5 separate regions of the Homo sapiens genome follow, and all the other regions are linked to region 4. The links are chromatin contacts, found by Hi-C in ENCODE. All regions are on one chromosome and are shown on one strand. Each heading gives the region's core, a stretch centred on a gene start or an enhancer-like site at or near the end of the contact. The rest is flanking DNA. Distances are from core to core; before and after follow the strand shown.

The links. Hi-C counts contacts between places; a loop is a spot of excess contacts on that map. Pooled maps may share reads with other maps.
Region 1: a loop to region 4 is called in a pooled map, with 7 times the contacts of the local background. The contact joins the promoter of RYK here to the promoter of PPP2R3A in region 4. A Hi-C loop is called at or near these places in 5 of 50 pooled maps.
Region 2: a loop to region 4 is called in a pooled map, with 2.1 times the contacts of the local background. The contact joins the enhancer-like site here to the promoter of PPP2R3A in region 4. A Hi-C loop is called at or near these places in 3 of 50 pooled maps.
Region 3: a loop to region 4 is called in a map of posterior cingulate gyrus, with 7 times the contacts of the local background. The contact joins the promoter of EPHB1 here to the promoter of PPP2R3A in region 4. A Hi-C loop is called at or near these places in 2 of 168 maps with a recorded cell type or tissue (chondrocyte and posterior cingulate gyrus), 2 of 37 single-sample maps with no recorded cell type and 7 of 50 pooled maps.
Region 5: a pooled map shows a loop between it and region 4 (5-fold over the local background). The contact joins the enhancer-like site here to the promoter of PPP2R3A in region 4. A Hi-C loop is called at or near these places in 4 of 50 pooled maps.

Annotation. Positions count from the first base shown.
Region 1 is chr3:134,248,896-134,252,211 of GRCh38, reverse strand. It overlaps RYK (receptor like tyrosine kinase), which reads left to right and starts at 1,353. Exons shown (of 15, transcript NM_002958.4): 1 at 1,353-1,789. The coding sequence starts at 1,558. RefSeq lists a silencer at 1,179-1,998 and an enhancer at 1,334-2,112.
Region 2 is chr3:134,845,715-134,848,768 of GRCh38, reverse strand. All of the region lies in intron 1 of EPHB1 (EPH receptor B1), which reads right to left. Among named protein-coding and RNA genes, the nearest start is that of EPHB1, 52 kb to the right of the region's middle. RefSeq lists an enhancer at 1,757-2,256. Within about 2 kb of position 1,593, at least 3 of the 41 ENCODE cell types and tissues checked have a DNase peak (open chromatin) inside an H3K27ac peak, as active enhancers do.
Region 3 is chr3:134,793,878-134,797,133 of GRCh38, reverse strand. EPHB1 (EPH receptor B1) reads right to left here and starts at 1,874. Exons shown (of 16, transcript NM_004441.5): 1 at 1,445-1,874. The coding sequence starts at 1,502. RefSeq lists enhancers at 1,499-1,688, 1,699-1,748, 1,793-2,087, 2,149-2,358.
Region 4 is chr3:135,964,068-135,967,471 of GRCh38, reverse strand. It overlaps PPP2R3A (protein phosphatase 2 regulatory subunit B''alpha), which reads right to left and starts at 1,744. Exons shown (of 14, transcript NM_002718.5): 1 at 1,623-1,744. RefSeq lists silencers at 1,268-1,547, 1,678-1,907 and an enhancer at 1,352-2,170.
Region 5 is chr3:134,362,437-134,365,591 of GRCh38, reverse strand. The region is part of intron 5 of AMOTL2 (angiomotin like 2); the gene reads left to right. Among named protein-coding and RNA genes, the nearest start is that of MIR6827, 3.8 kb to the left of the region's middle. Within about 2 kb of position 1,296, at least 24 of the 41 ENCODE cell types and tissues checked have a DNase peak (open chromatin) inside an H3K27ac peak, as active enhancers do.

The DNA of each region.
Region 1 (3,316 bases), core at 104-2,603, 1.7 Mb after region 4:
CAGGGCCTCACTGCGATGGAGCAACTGTGCCCCGAAGCCAGGCCTAGCTGTCAGAGCAGCTGCTCCCCGAGGCACGGCCCCGCGAGAGCCTTGGGGTCAGGACGGGGGCCTGTCCGCAGGGACGAGGTGTCCCAGGACAGGGCAGGGGCCCTTGGAGCCTCACCAAGAGAGGGGGCACTGGTGCAAGTTTGACCGCGATGGTGGGCGGCTCACAAAAATACATCAGGAGGCCCGGAAGTCCATGCACTGGCTGGCTCCACCGCCTTTAAGTACACGAGGTCTATCTGCAGTTCTTAACCTCTTTGAGGGCACAAGGACTCCCTAGAACAAATGATGACATACCACCTCTCTGTGTGCAATCAAGCATACACACAACACACAGAAACATGGACGTGGACACAAATACGCACGGAGACACATACACTTTTGCACACAGTTTCATATTATTGGAAGGCTGTCGAAGCCTGGTATGGACCACAGATTAACAACCCCAAAGGCAGGTTGATTATAGTGATGCAGAACGATTATAAAAAAAATAACAATTTGGCAGGGCGCGGTGGCTTACACCTGTAATCCCAGCACTTTGGGAGGCCGAGGTCAGTTGATCACGTGAGGTCAGGAGTTCGAGACCAACCCGGCCAACATGGTGAAACCCCGTCTCTACTAAAAATACAAAAAAATTAGTCGGGCATGGTTGCGGGCGCCTGTAATCCCAGCTACTCGGGAGGCTGAGGCAGGAGAATGGCTTGAACCTAGGAGGCAGAGGTTGCAGTGAGCCGAGATCGTGCCAGTGCACTCCAGCTTGGGTGACGGAGCAAGACTTCGTCTCAAAATAAATAAATAAAAATATAAAAATAAATAAAATTTTGTAACGTAAAAATAGGGTTAGTAAAGCGTGCTAAGATCTTTCTGGAAAACAAATATATGTAGTATAAATTCTAATAATAGATACGGAAACGATAAAGTTGATCACCGATGGTAAGATAAAGGATGATTTCTATTTATTTGAGTTTTCCCACTAAACAGGAAAGCATGCTGCTTTTTCGCAACCAGAACGGCCGCATCCAGGCGTTTCCGGGGACCTGGGGCGCCCACTGAGCTGCAGGCGCGGCCGGTGGCTCCAGCCTGGCCCGTCCGTCGGGAAAGGAGGGTTACAGACAATAGACAAGCAAACATTAGACGCAGTGACCGCGTGGGGCGGGGACCGGCTCTTGCGGAGAGGGTGACCCGAGCCCTTCGCCCGCCGAGGCACTTTAAAACCCCAGCGCGTTGCCCAGGCCGGCCCGCCCAGAGCGAAAGGTGCGTGCGCGCTCCCGGGGAGGCGGCGGCGCGCACGGGCGCGTCCCGCGGGCAGCCCCCAACTCCGGACGATGCAGCGAGGAGGCGGCGGCGGCGGCGCGCTCCGGAGGTCTGAAGCCACTGCTGGCTGCCACGGGCCGGCGGTGCGATGAGCTGGGCAGCCGCCCCCGGCTCGGGGCTGTGAGCGGCTCGGGGCCGGGGGTGGGCGGCGGTGCGGCGGGCGGCCGACGCTCCTCTTCGGCGGCGGCGGCGGCGGCCATGCGTGGGGCGGCGCGGCTGGGGCGGCCGGGCCGGAGTTGCCTCCCGGGGGCCCGCGGCCTGAGGGCCCCGCCGCCGCCGCCGCTGCTGCTTCTGCTTGCGCTGTTGCCGCTGCTGCCCGCGCCTGGCGCTGCCGCCGCCCCCGCCCCGCGGCCCCCGGAGCTGCAGTCGGCTTCCGCGGGGCCCAGCGTGAGTCTCTACCTGAGCGAGGACGAGGTGCGCCGGCTGATCGGTGAGTGGGGCCGCCGAGGCCGGGGCGGGCAGGTCGGGCCGGCTGGGGCAGCTTCCGGCCGCCGGCGGATCAGTCTGCGAGCCGTGGACCTCGGGCGAGTACCCTCCCCGCCCCCCGCGCCCGGATTCGCCTCGCGGCCCGGTCTCTGCCTGCCGTGCTGGCTGGGAGGTGTGGTCCCTGCCCGGTCCCCAGCTCTGGGTCAGCCTTCGTGCCGCCCTCGCTGCCCCGCCGCGATAGACCCAGATTCACCCCATCCCATCCTCCTCACTGCCTCCTTAGCCCTTCTCCCTAGAAGAGTCAGTCACCCTTACAACTTTTTTTCCTTGCTGCACGAAGTTTTTTTGACGCTTTCTATGTGTGTCACTCTAGGGCCCTCGATTTTGAATATCTCGAAATTCACGTTTTAGACTGAACTTGCAAACCCTTTGCTGTGGTTTTGATGCTCCAGTAGAGGCCACGCTCTGTGCTTACCCTTTTACAAAAAAAAAAAAAAAAAAAAAAAAAACGAGAGAGAAAGAAGGGGAGGTTATAAGGGCACCAAATGTTCGTGGCAGCCTCCAACTCTTGGGACGTAGATTTGGAGCATATGCTTAGATTCTAAGCATATTTTTAGTGAATGAATCGCCAGGTAGCAGACCTTTTTAGTTTCAATACCTTTTTGGTTTTTGCATTGGGTGTGTTGGGAGTTTGGACTGACTCTGTACTTCTGGGCCACTCTCCTACTTTTGAGTATCTTGAAGGGAAACAAGAACTTAGTCTTGGGTCGGTTTGTGGTTCCATTTACTTGCTTAGCTTTGTTGTTTGGGGAATTAATTTGAAAAATTGCTGGGGTCTTATGTTAGGACTTTGTGGATTCTGGAAATGACCCCTTAGAGGAAGATCTGACAGGAACGACCCCCCAAAAAGGAAGTCCTTGGTACCTAGACGTTTGCATTCTTTTGTTATTATGGCAGTATCTTTATTTCATCTGAAGGTGGTGCTTCTGAGTGTTTGAGGGGAAAAATTATTCTCTATTGCATCCATTATTTGTCAGTATTCTATTTTTTTTTAAGTAATAAGACTTTGTTGAGGTGTGTTGAGATTGACTCAGTGTAGAAATGGAATTACTGAAAGCAGACTCTTTAGACATTACATGTACGGATTTGCAGTTTTTAGCCAAAGAAGAATGCTCTTTTTATGAAGTCGTGCTCATTCTTAATCCTTCTTAGTCTAGCTGAGTTAGCTGAATGTAGTTTAGCTGAATTAAAACTCTACTTGGGGTAGTACTTGGAACACAAGACTAAGATTTAGGAAAAATAATACAAGACGACTCATATCACATTAATTTTAGAAATATTAACGTATTATGCATGGTTTTGTAAAGGCTTTTTGGTTAAAAGCACTTATATAGCTTGTGACTTTGTTTACATGGGTAAACAAAGTCAGAGGTGTAGGTAGGAGACAGAAGACAACCAGGGACTGACATTGAATTCCTGCCATATACCTGCCCCTACATGCTTTATACACATAATTTCTTCTAATTTTCTC
Region 2 (3,054 bases), core at 344-2,843, 1.1 Mb after region 4:
CCCCCTACCGGATCCCCTCCCTGAGTGGCTGGGACCTTGAGGTTTGGGCTGAAGACTGCCTACCAACTACAGCAGAGAGAAAGCGTGACAGCCTGCAACGGCTCCCGCAAAGTCTCTAGCACCATTATCACACCAGCACCATAATGGCAATAAAAAGTTATTTCTATTTTAAATTGTCAATATTAATCTAATGCTTGCGATGAATGAAGTAGTGATGATAAATGGGGTGTTTAATAAAGACGAAAGCTCCAGCAGCCTCAGAGAAAACCTCCTTTGACTTAAAGTTATCGTCTTGATTAAAATTTCCATTTTATTATCCTAATCAGCAATCTTTGTTCAATGTGCTACAATTTCTATTTTCTCCACTTAGAGAGATAATTAACAACACTATAAACATATTAAAAGTAAAATGTTTATTAAAATTGCTCTGTTATCCAAATTTAACTTATTTTTTAGCAATGCTTCATGGAGACATGCCCTTGCCACCAGGAAGACGTCCCAGAACCAACCTCTCTGGATAACCCCTTTCTATTCCCAGGGTCTCCAGGGAGCAGACAACCCCTGGTCCCAGTCACACATTCCTGTGTTCAACAGCCCTGCAGTTTAATCCAGTTTCATTTCATTTCATTCAATCTGACATCTCTTTATGCAGAGCATAAGAGACTCATTAGTCTCCACTATGAATGTGGGCTAGGGTGGAGATGAGACATAGATGGGAAACTGAGGCATCAGAAAATACAAAAATGCCCCCAAATTAGTCAACTTTGCATCTCTCTGAAATGCAAAGGTTCGTTAATTAAAGGTTCCTAATGAACAAATAGCCATTAAGCACCAAGTATGTGCAAGGCTCAGTGGGTAGAAACCACAGCACCACACAATCTAAACGCTGTCTCCAGGCAGGGTATCAGGGCACAGGATATCTTCAGCCACAATGGGAAAATTGTTTAGGTCTGATTTTTAAAAACACAACACTTATGCTTATCCAAACATGGAATCTGACTCCACATATGCGATTTCTGCTCTGGAAAATATGGAACACTGAAGCCAGGTGGAAATAGCTCCCTCGGGTGACTCTGTGATACTCGTGAGGATGCACCCTGGCCAAGACCTTCTGGTTCCCATTTCCTGCCTTCTTCTTGTCCTCATCTTGGGGCAGACCAACAGACTTAGTCAGCACCTTACTGTGGTCTTCAAACAAGGCTGATTAGGAATCAGGAATTGTCTTCCCTGCAGCCACCAGAAGGTGTGTTGTGTGTGGCTGTCACTCCCACAGAGGACTTTGGTTTAAAAGCACTTAGACACAGCATCTCACTTAATCCTCCCCATGGACTGGTAAAGTAGGTGGAGTGTCCACATTTTACAGAGGAGTAAACTGAGGCTCAGTGAGCTTAAATATCCTGTGCCAAACACACAACTAATAGGCTGGTGGCTGTCCTAGTCCCAGCTGTCTTCCTGGGGCTCCCTGCTTTAGCACACGCCTCCAGCCTCAGGGTGAGTGGCTACATCTGAAGCCGGAGGTGGAGCCCCGCCTTGCCCTGCTGCTGTCCAAGTCCTGGGCTCCTATGAACAGCCTCTCTTTGTGGTTTTTTTTTTCCATGATGTGTGTGTGTTTTAACCTGAGTCACCTCCGGGTATCCTGGAGCCTTCCACAGGGAAGGCCACGTTCTGTTAATCAGCGTGAAATGGCGCATACCCTCTGACCCCTCAGAAAGGAATGCATACCAAAGTTGACGACACTTAGGGAAATGGAGGAAACAGCAATCCACAGAGGCCCAGGGGTAAGGGCTATTAATCTCCCGCCACCGAAGGAAATGAAATCATTCTGTCTGCAGCTACAGAATCCAAAAGAACAAATTTCCTGCCAGGATAATAAATGGATTCTTTTGTTTTTGCCTTGACTCCCATCACATGACCCTCCCGGCCCATTCCTTATCCAGGTGACTTCGCTGGGTAAATACCCAGAGGTTTCCGTTTCAACCTCAATGATGGACCAGGGTCCATCCCACCTGAGCATCCCACCAGAGCACTCAGCCTGCCTGCTCTGCCCTGCCCCCATGCCTTTCCTTCCCAAAACACCTCCTGCAAAGGTGAGCAAGGCTTCCATCCCCTCTGCAAAGACTTTCGTGAAGAGGACCATTCCCCCACCCTCAGGCAGGAGCAGATTTTGAAGCAACTCCGTGGAGAAGAAGGGGGAAAAGCCATTTTACCACCGAACAGGCATCACACAAGATGTACTTTGGAAACAATAATGAATAGTAAATTTGGGCTATAAAATTCCCAGGGCAAGCAAAGGAGCACCCACGCGATGCTCTTGCTGATGTGCGTGGAGGGAATAATGCAAGGCTTGGAAGGTATCGCAAAGGCAGCATTATGGGCAACCTGGGCTCCACTGGGCTGCACTAACATTCCTCCAAATGGGGCCTCGGAGCCCTGCCCCGGCAGATTGCAACGTGCAAGCAATGAACCACTTCATAATTGGCTTCTGTTCGGCCACAACACCGAGCACTCAACTTCTAAAATGGGTCTGTATTTGCAAAGAAAAATTGCTGCTGGCTTAACACACAGCAAGAAGCCCTAGTGCCTGGTGAACACACAGAGAAAACTTGTGTACTGTTCCTCACTCTCCTGTCCCCTGGGCCTCCAAGGAGAGGCAGTGCCTGAAGGATGCAACACCATACTGATCAGAGGAGATGCAACTCCCAAGCACAGGCTGGCAGCCCCACTTCCCCAAAGGTGTGACCACCTTAGAAGACCCTCTGCAGTCGTGAAAAGAAATGATCATGAGACCTCTTTGATCTGGGCACAAAAAACCTCCACCTCCCAGCATGTGTCTGTGTGTGTAAGCAGAGGGGCCAGAGGGGTATTGTGTGGGTAGTTCAAGTTCCCTAAGAGAGGGCAGGGTGCATCCTCTGTGAAAAATGGAAGGAGAGCTTGTTAGATGCTCCTCAACTCCACAGAAATACTGTGACATGTGAGTGCTTTGGGGCAAAACAGTGGGTAAAATGATAGTGGCAGGAAAAATAAAATTATACCTCCTAGAGAGGCAATGTGAGC
Region 3 (3,256 bases), core at 625-3,124, 1.2 Mb after region 4:
AAGCAAGCGAGAGCTTTCTAGGCATTAATCGCCGCACCCCCACGCCGCCACCAGAACAAACGTGGGATGCGGTGGTCTTCGCCAAAAGGGAAGGGAATCTTAGCCGCGCCTCAGGGCCCGGAATGCCCCTCCAGCTTCACTTCCAGAAGGGCAGAGCTTTCCGGAATGGCGGGGGGCACCAAACCATCGTGTTTGGGGGAGTTTCCACTGGGCAACCGGTCACAGTTTCGCGAGGAACGAGTAACAAGCGGAGCGAGCTCCCAGATGGGAACGCTGCGCGGTCGCCAAGAGCTGCTCCTCCCCGGCTTGGAGTCCCCCAGAGGAGTTCCATCCGGAGCAGGACACCGGAAAGTGGGGCTGCTAGCCGGACTGCGGCAGCGCATCACCCCTAGAGTTGGTTTTCTCCCGACAACTCCAACTCCGCTCTCCCGCGGAGCTGTGTTCCCAGGAGGCTGCCGCGGCCGCTGCTAGGCTGCGAAGAACAGAGGCGGGGGAAGGGGCGGGAGGCGGGGAGCTGGGCCGGGATTTCCCACAGGGATTCGCGAGCGCTACCGAGCGCCCAGGCTCCCCGCTGCGCCGGGCACGGTGTCTTTGGAGCGCGCTTTCCCAGCCACCAAGCCGGAGGCACCGCCAAGTCTGAGCTGGCAGAGAGTGACGCTGCCCGACGACTCCCGGCCGCCGAGTATCCTCTCCGGGGTGGTGGAGAGGCTGGGAGACTTTAGGTAGGACCGACCACTCACCCCAGCCCACTCCTGTTCCAAGGCTCAAGAGGCGAAAAGGGTTTCCACCTCTCCCCGACTGACCCTGGAAACCTGCAGTCCCGCAGGCGCCCGGACCACCAGACTGGTCCCCAAGGGTACGGCCAATGAACTCCACCCCTCTCCTTCGGCGGCCACTTGCGGGATACCACGGCAGAGCTTCTCCGGCCCCCGCGCGCAGTGCTTGCACGCCAAGCAGAGTCCACTAGCCCGTGGACTGCGAGCTGGAGAAAAGGAGGTGGCGCGCGGCTGCTCAGAAGCGTATCCGTGCCTGGGAGCAGACGGGCGCCAGTACTCCAGGAGCCGGATGGCCAGAGGCACCCCTTTCTCCCCAACGCCCAGCTCTGGCTCTGCCCCAGAGCTAAGGAGCATGCACCGCAATGCAGCGGGCTCCGAGCTCTCCGAGCGGGGGCTGCGGGAGACCGAGGCTACCAGGGAGTGCCGGGGCGAGGAAGCCGGGGGACTCGCGAGCCAGTTTCGGGCGCTAAGAGCCAGCCGGGGGCGCTCTGGTGGGTGCCGCCCAAGCCCCGCGCTCGGCAGCGGCCGAGGCTCCCAAACCTCCTTGCCCTCGGGTCCCGGGATGCCTGCACCGCAAAGCAGCCAGAGGAACCCCGCGAACCGCGGAGCACAGCAGTCCCAAGGCGGCCGGCACCAGCAGCCAACTTGCTCCGTGGAGGGTACGTTACCTTCCATCGCAGCCACTGCGGATGCCAGGAGGAGCAGTAGTAGATAATCCAGGGCCATCGCCGGCCGACGGCCCGCAGGCCGAGACCAAGCCGAGGCAGCAGCGCCGGGAGAGCGCCGCGTCCCAGGGCGCCGCTGCGCTCTCCGCGGGTGGCTTCTCGGTATCCTTTCGCGCTCTCGCCCGGACCGGACTTCCCGGAGCGCTGCGTGGGCGTGGGCAGGAGTGTGTGCGCGTGGGGCGGTGCGGGCGCGCGTGGGTGTGGGTGTGCATGTGTGTGTGTGTGTTTATGGGAGAGGTGGGTGTGTGCGTGCGTGTGTGAGAGAGAGAGGGCGAGGGAGAACGAGCCTGGGAGAGCGCGCGAGAGCGAGTGCGTCCTGGTGTCACATTGCTAGCTACAGCGGAGCCTACGGGAGGACGGAGCCGGCCAGACTGACGCGGGAGGGAGCGGGATCCCCCACCATCAGCTCTCTCCCCACCCCTAACACCTCCTGTCCAATCAAGGAATCAAACCTGCAAAATTCCCCCGGCCAATCAGGCGCGAGCACCTCCTTACACTGGCATTGTTAGTTTAAGAAAAACTTTTGCTTGCAAGGCTGTGCGGGAGGGCTCGGAAGGCGCTAGGAGGGGTCCGGGCTCCCCCTCGTGGTGCTCTCGGAGAACCGCAGCGGCCCGCCCAACTCACCCTGTCCCCCCATAGGGTGCCCAGCGAAGGAGCTGGGGAGGCCTCGTGCCCTTACATCCCACCCAGGACTGGATCCGCTTTAAATGATCAAACGAGCCTTCGTTCATCTTCTCTGTGACAAGAGCACCCTGCCTACCCTGTTTAGAGCAACTCCAGGGGCGCACCCGTGCCTCTCCTCCAGAGCTCTTCACTCTCTAGCATGGGTTGGTATTTACTAATCGATTTTGTTTATCGTGGGGTCTCTCCCTCATTAAAATGGGGTCACCATTTTCGGATTCTTGTCTATTTTGTTCACTACAGAATCCACAGTTCACAGAACAGTGCCTGGCCTGCGGGAGGCATAGTACATGTCCGTCGAAAGAATGAATACTGTTCAGATAACCTGTGGGCACTTGCTCCAGGGTCCACAGGGAACCGGATTTGCTTCCTGTCCAACGTTTCGCAGTTCTTTTTCTGCAGAAGCCTCTGGTTGCCTTTGGTGTTCACTTCCCAGTGCATTGTGAACTTCCACAGAGGGCCCTGACCCCAGAGGACAGCTCAGCGTGGGGAGACCAGGAGTCACACAGTCAGCTATAAAACAGCAAAGCCTGCAAGAGGGCTCTCCCAGGCCGGTGCAAGGCGAGGTGCACTGTTGCTGTGGGCCAGGCCTTCAGTGTGGGTGGGAAGGACTTAGGCAGCAACTGGGGATGCAGCCTTGGAGATAGGAGCAATTCTCCCAGGCTCAGCTCTCACAGCTACACTTTATCTTCCTGTTTCTGGAGATGGTCAAGGGTTCTAAATCAGAAACTCACCTTGAGGCTGTTATATGTTATGCTGGAGATGTGTCCTTCCCTCCTCTCCCGCCCCCCCTACATACCTGATGATAGTCTGGTCCTACAGGGTCAGGGATGACCCGTTAGGTTCCCCACCCCTCCTCCTACGCCTCTCACCTTGGAGGCACCAATCCTTTCCCCTGGTCTGTTAATGAGCTAACAGTGGGCAGATGCGATATTTCCCTTTGGGATGACTCTCCTTTCTGGGCTTTTCTAAATCAGTTCCCCACACCCCCCACCTCTGCGTGTCTAGTCTCTCCTTTGCTGGGACTTCTTCCTCTCCACCACAGCCAGACTCAAGTCCCCCAATCCTGACAAT
Region 4 (3,404 bases), core at 495-2,994:
AGGCCAAATTAATTCAGCCCAAGATAAAGTCAGATAGGCCCTTCACTCTCCAGAATGTTAAGCTACATTTTAAAATATGCAAATACTTATGAGTACAAATAAATCTTTAACTGCTCAATGTTCAGGTTGTCAGTGCATAAAGCTATTTTTGAACTCAACAGCCAGATTGGCCCCAGTAACACTTTCCCAAAGCTTTGTTTTTTAAAAACCTTTTTGATCTGTTTCCCCGTTCTCCTAGAAATCTCCTAGATTTCTGAGCTCCTAGATTGTATAAAAGATCTAAGTTTTTTTCCACAAGTATCTCATGCCATTAAGTTCTTCTGCCAGAGGTGATAAAAGGGCCATTTGGATGCAATAAATGTAAATAAATTGTGTGTGTAAATTAGCAGTGGCTTAGAAAATTTTTAAAAGGCTTTCATGGACTACTGAAAGAAACTGAGATAATTTTTAACATACCACCAAGAAAAAAAAACAACAGTTTTACTACAACACAAGCCGGCTGCCTACTGAACTGGACGCCCATGCTCTGACCTAGTATGGCAATTCTTAGGGTCTAGGCGCTGGGTTCTGTTTACAAGAAACTAAGGCCTGAGACTAAGGAAGAACAAAGAAAAATGCCTGGCACCAAAGGTGTGGGGGATGTTTTGTACATAAATGAAGATTTGAGGAGGAATACTTCCTCAGATGTTGGAAGGAATTACTCTTTTTTTGCTTACGTGTTAAGAATTTAATGTTTTCAGGCCATTTCCTAATTAGAAAATACCTTATAATTTACAAACAATAATTTGTCTTCCCCTACATTTGCTGACCACCAAGACTGGATAAAATTTCCTTAAGCTTTACCAGAGTGGGAGGACTGGGAATAACGGGAGCACAACAGAGTTCGGATGCAACATCAACTCCAAGCCCGGCCAGCTGGTTTCCATCGAGAGGTCCCCCAGGAGAACGCCCCTCCGCGGCGGCGGCGGCCAGGTCGGCGCGGGAGAGACCCACCGAGGCGCTCCAGCGCGGCCGCGGTGCAGGACCAGGGGCCGCCCGGCCTCCGTTTACCTTTGTTTCAGGTACCCCGGCTCCTGGCGGGCCGGGAATCCCGTCCGCGGCCCGGAGCTGGTGACACATCCTTCTTTGGCCAAGTCGGGCCGAGGTTGGGCAGGGGGCGGGGAAGGAAAAGAAAGCCTCAGCGCCTAACGACGTGACTCTCAGTTCTTCCAAAACGCTGGCATTTGTTTCTCTGCCAGGCTTTCCTGTTAACAAGTTCCCGAGGGCTGTGCGGGCGAACTGGCCCAGGAGCCCTGAAAAGTGGGAGGGCCCAGGCCGCCCCCGCCTACCCTCCTCCGCGGGCGCCCCTGGGGCAGGCAATTTCCACACCTCCCTGGTGCCGTGTCCCGGGACCGGCCGGCCGCGCCGAGGCAACGCACCGCACCGCACCGCACCGACTGGAATTCCGACTTCCACAGCCCAATCAGCTCCGTGTGGCCCCTCTGGCCAGGCCGGTCCCCGCCCCCAGGTCCCGGCCCCGCCCGCCCCGGCCTCCGCGCGCCGCCCCGAGCCTCGCCACCCCCTCGGGCCGGGACGAGGGAGCTGAAGGCTCCAGGCCGTGCGGCCAGTGTTCCTTTGCCTACCTCGTTGCCCGCGGCTCCTCCTCCGGCGGCTCAGCTCGCGGGCAGCGCTTGCCTCCAAGCCTCCCCGCGGCGCGGACTCTCGGGCTACGAATGCGGCGCGTGAAGAGCGGAGGCCCGAGCGCGCCCCGCCCAGCCACCCGCAGGCCCCTACCTCCTTCTCCTCCTCCTCCTCCTCCTCCTCGGCCCCACCCTCGGCGGCCGGCCCGCCCGGAGCCCCGCCCACGCGCCAGGCCCCGCCCACTCTCCGGCCCCGCCCCCAGCCTACGCCCCGCCCCTCTGGCCAAGGCAGGAAGGGGGCCTCCAGGGGCGCCGCGAGAGCCGCTGTGGCCTCGGCGAGGGCAGTCTCCTGTATGGCGGCGCCGCGGGGATGCGATTCGTGGTGGTCGCTGCTGTTTGACAGATTCGAGTCTCTTGCTCGGATTTATTACTGTTATTGTCATCGTCAATATTGTCATCGTTGTTATTGTTATCGTCATTAGTTGTGTTGCCCTCTTCAAGGGGCCTTCAAGGAGGCCCCTTGAGGGCAGCGCGCTGCTGGCCAGACATTCCCTGGCGCTCCTGTCTTCCCACAGTCCTGCACCTGCGCCACATTTCACTCAGCCCAAGAAGTTGTGTGAATTTTAAAAGAAGTGATACTTATTTTTAACTGTTATTGTTAACTGTTACTGTTAAATAAAACACAAATATAGACAGCCATATAAAACCAATGTACAGCTTAATGGATTATTCCGATACACACACCCTTATAACCACTCGCCAGATTTATTAATAACACCGTGTAATATGGTCTGCTCTGAAACAGAACCTCATTAATAGCTGGAAGGACATAGCCTGGAAGGGCCTCCCAAAATTGCCCTCCTTCTAACTGCCACAGTACTCAAATGTGACAGGTCCATAATCATGCCCTCTCCAAGAATATATTTGTAAAATGGAAATTTCTCCAGAATTAGGAACCTCCAATTGAGTATCTTCGTAAAAATCTTGATAAAATGATAAATCTATAAATATATAAGCATATAAATAACAATAAATAAGTCAATCAGTTGGGTTGAATACCATGAGTAAGGAGCATGGGGGTGGGGGATGGGAGGTATGTAAAGACTTAAAAGGATTAGGTGGGCTGTGAGGACAGGTCCTGGGCACCTGGGTTGTTCTCACTGTCTCCCCAGCACCTAGCATAGCACCAAGCATATACTAGGTGCCATATGTGTGTGTGTATATATGTGCATTGTACATATATGCACATATATGTGTGTGTGTGTGTATAGCACAAGGAAAGAAAAAATTATGTAAGATAACCCCAAACAAGCTTTACATACTGAAATTTCACCCAAGGTCAATCCTCCCAGTAGCTAAAGTGTGCTCTGTGAGATGCCTTGATGCCCTAGAGAGAAAGAGACCATTTTACTTTCAACTTTCTACTGCTTTTCCATTTCAAAAGCCCTTTCACATGCATATGGTATCTTATTTGAGACTGAGAGCAACTCTGTGAAAAATGCAGGGCAGGATAGGACTCTGCAAAGGTCACAGTGCAATGCATATCAGTAAGAAGGAAAAGTACACAATGTACCATAAAACAATGTTAAAACTGCTGACCCTGGCAACCTGGATTCTTGGTTTGTCTCAACAGTTTTATTGCCAATGTTTTTACATTAGGGCTCCTTTGGCCCTTTTGCCATGCATTTATACACATTATAACTTGAATGTATAAAGGACACAATACGTGACTGGAAATTTGATTCAATACAATAGAGTTAGTCTCTCTGTCATGAGGACCATGGT
Region 5 (3,155 bases), core at 47-2,546, 1.6 Mb after region 4:
GACACAAGAGGGAAAGCCAGGGAGCAGTGATTTGCTGAGCTTCGGTGCTGACCACCAGTGCAGTGCATTGGGCAGTGCGGGAGGCAAGGTAGCCCTGAAGACAGATGAGGTGAAGGAGAAGGACAGGTCTGAGAGCTTCCCAGGGAGTTCCTGGCAACAGAAAGGTCGGGAGTGTGCAATGGGAATGTGAGAGGTAGGGGGGCATGGTGGAGCTGAGCCATAGCAAGCCAAGTGGAGGCATCTGAGGCAGCCAAAAATGGGATCCTAGACCTTAACCAACAGATGCATTCTAAACGGGGCGGTCTAAGCATCCTTGAAGAATGGGCAAGTTCATTGACTAGTCCATTTATTCATTCATTAGCAGATGTGTTTTAAGCAACTGGCAGATGTTCAAGAGAGAATGGGAGCAGGCCCAGGAAGGTACCATGGCAGGGAGGTCAGGAAGGAAGTGGTGAGCTTAAGAAAGGAGCAGGTTCCCACAGATGCAAAAGAACAACGGGGGTGGCCCTAGAAACCGGTGATTAGGAGCCCCGGTGGCCTGAGAGAGGGGCTCTGTGGGGATGGCAGGGGTGGAGAGCCAGCCAGAGGTGAAGGAGCTATTGGGCAGTTCAAGAGGTACATGGGGTGGGTGGCAAAGGGAGCCCTGAGCTCAGCAGCAGGAGGCTCTAGCAATCAGAAGAGACTAAGAACAGTTATTTATTGAGCTCCTACTAGGAGCTTTAGTGCTGTTCAAGGTGTTTGCAGAGAAGTGGAATGGGAGTGGTTGGTAGCTGGGTAAACATGGCTTTGAGTCTTCACAGGAACCCTACTGTGAATGGCACAAAGGGTAGTGTGGGGTGCAGAAATGGAGGAGCAGCTTGAGGACTTAGCTCTGGCTGGCAGCACCCCTATCTTCCTTCAAAGAGGGTTCAAAGACTAGGGCAGGGAATGGGGGAACACAGCACTGAAGGAATTGACAGGGTGGGGCAGGAGGTAGGCTGGTCTCTTCTGGCTGGGTGGGGTGAGATGGCAGCGGCTTAAGGTCTCTGGGAAGGAGTCAAAGGGAAGGAGGGAGAAAGGGGAGGGGGCAGCCCTGGGGTTTCCCTGAGGAGTCTGGGGAGGAGAAGCTGCAAGGGCACGGCAGATTAGGGTGCCTGTGGAGGAAGGCGGACTTCTGGAGCCTGACTCTGCCAAAGAAAGGAAGCCATGGGGCGGGTTTCTGGGAGCTTGCTAGTGGGTGAGAAGAGGGGGGCCGGCCGGGAGGCGTTTCCGCTCCCCGGGGAGCGAGTGAGCGCCGAGCTGTTCTTGGCTCCTCGCTGGAGCCATTAATCTTGCAGCCGCGGGTGACCTGGATGCCTGGCATTCCAGAGCCGCGAGCTGTTCCGCTCCCGGCCCGCCCCCCGCCGCTCCCTCCCGTGCGCGCTGCCTGGCGCCCTTCGCCCGGCTTTGGGAGGAGGGAGGGTGAGCACAAAGGGAGCCTGGAACGTGGAGGTGGGGGCTCGCTCGCTGCCCAAGGCGCATCCCGGGTCCCGTCGGCGCCTCGCCTGCCTTCCTGCCCTCCTCCGCTGGCCTTCGGGCGTCCTCTTCCCACCCGCACCCAGACCACTTATTTCTTACTAAGGAGCTCTCCTTCCCGAGATCCCGCAGGCCCAAGGTTTTATCAGGGTCCTGTTGGTAGGGGATGGCCAGAGCTCAAAGCCTCCCAGCCCCCACCAGGGCCTTAGAGGTTGGACAAGGCTGCAGGAAGCTTCTGGAAGCAGAGGGCTGGGTCCTCCGGCCCCTTCCTCCCCCAGGGCTGAGGAAACCCAAGCAGCTCTTCCTTGCTCCCTAGTAGCTATTGCAAAGGGAGGTGTCTGATTGACCTCCCTTTTATCTGGGGTCAGTCAACACTAGGAAAGTGTGGCCATTATCACCAATGCCATCTGCTTTTCCTCCTAGGCAAGCCACGCAGCCCCCCAGCACTGCCCTTCTGGCCCTTCTAGGCCAGCAGTGCCCCCTGGGGATCTGGCCTTGAGGCCTGAGGCTGGCCTGTTAGCTCCACCCCCTTGGGAATATTTCTTCTCTCCCTGCGCCCCAGATTCTCCAGCTATAAGATGAGACAGAGTCCTTCCCCACAGAGTCATGCTAAGGCTGAAATGAGATGCAGGCCCTGGGCAAACTGAACGCACAGGTGGACTAGGGGAGGGTCCTCCCTGCCTGAGTCCCAACCTGGCTGCCCCTCCTCAATGGATGTTAACACCCCACTCAATGGATGTTAAGCCAGCGAAGTATGAACACATCCGTTTCAATATTATTGGACTTCCTCGTATTTTCCTCCATGCCACAGAATGATACCATCCTGGGCTCAGCCTTCAAACATCCAAAATGAATCAAGAGCTAACCTGAGTTGCCTCTGTGTCCTCCCTGCCCTGCCCCAGGGACCTGAGTAAATGAATCCTCCCTTCCACATGCCAAGGTCTCAAGCCTTCACCCTTCTGTTCCAGAACTTGCACTGTCCTATATGATAGGTACTTAGCTGCATGTGGCCCAAAGATTGAAATTAATGAAAATAAATTAAATTTAAAATTCAGTTCTCCCATCTTACTAGCCACATTTCCAGTCCTCAGTGGCACGTGTGTCTAGTAGCCACTGCATTGGAGGGTGCCGTATAGAACAATTCCACTCTGGCAGAAAATTCCACTGAATCAGAATGCTGTTCTAGAGACAGTGCCTTTAGGTTCATTAGCGGGAGCCCATAGCCCTGCCCCCCACCTGCTCTCCAGCAAGGTAGGCAGCTGACCTGCTCCTCAGGGGGCAGCCTGGGACTCTCAAGGGGCAGGTGCCTGGGAGGTGGATTTAAGGCTAGAACATCAGATGGAGGGCTCTGTGGTCTGGCTTGGGCTTCTCCTGGCCCTATGGAGAGGGCCTCTGAGCAGTTTCTTTGGGCAATTAACAAAATGATTTAAAAGTCAGGATAGCTTGACCCTTACACACTAATCTTTGGGCCATAGTCATTTTCACTGTACTGCAGACTTTGCATTTCCTTCTGAGCCTGGTTGCTTACATCTCAGTGTTCTTTTCAGACCATGGAAGGAAATGTAGCCCTCAACGGACCTCTCGGCCTGGGTCTGCAGAAGGAGCCCCAGAGCTCTGGGTGGCCTATAAGTACAAACGCCTCACCATGTAGCCAGAGGCAG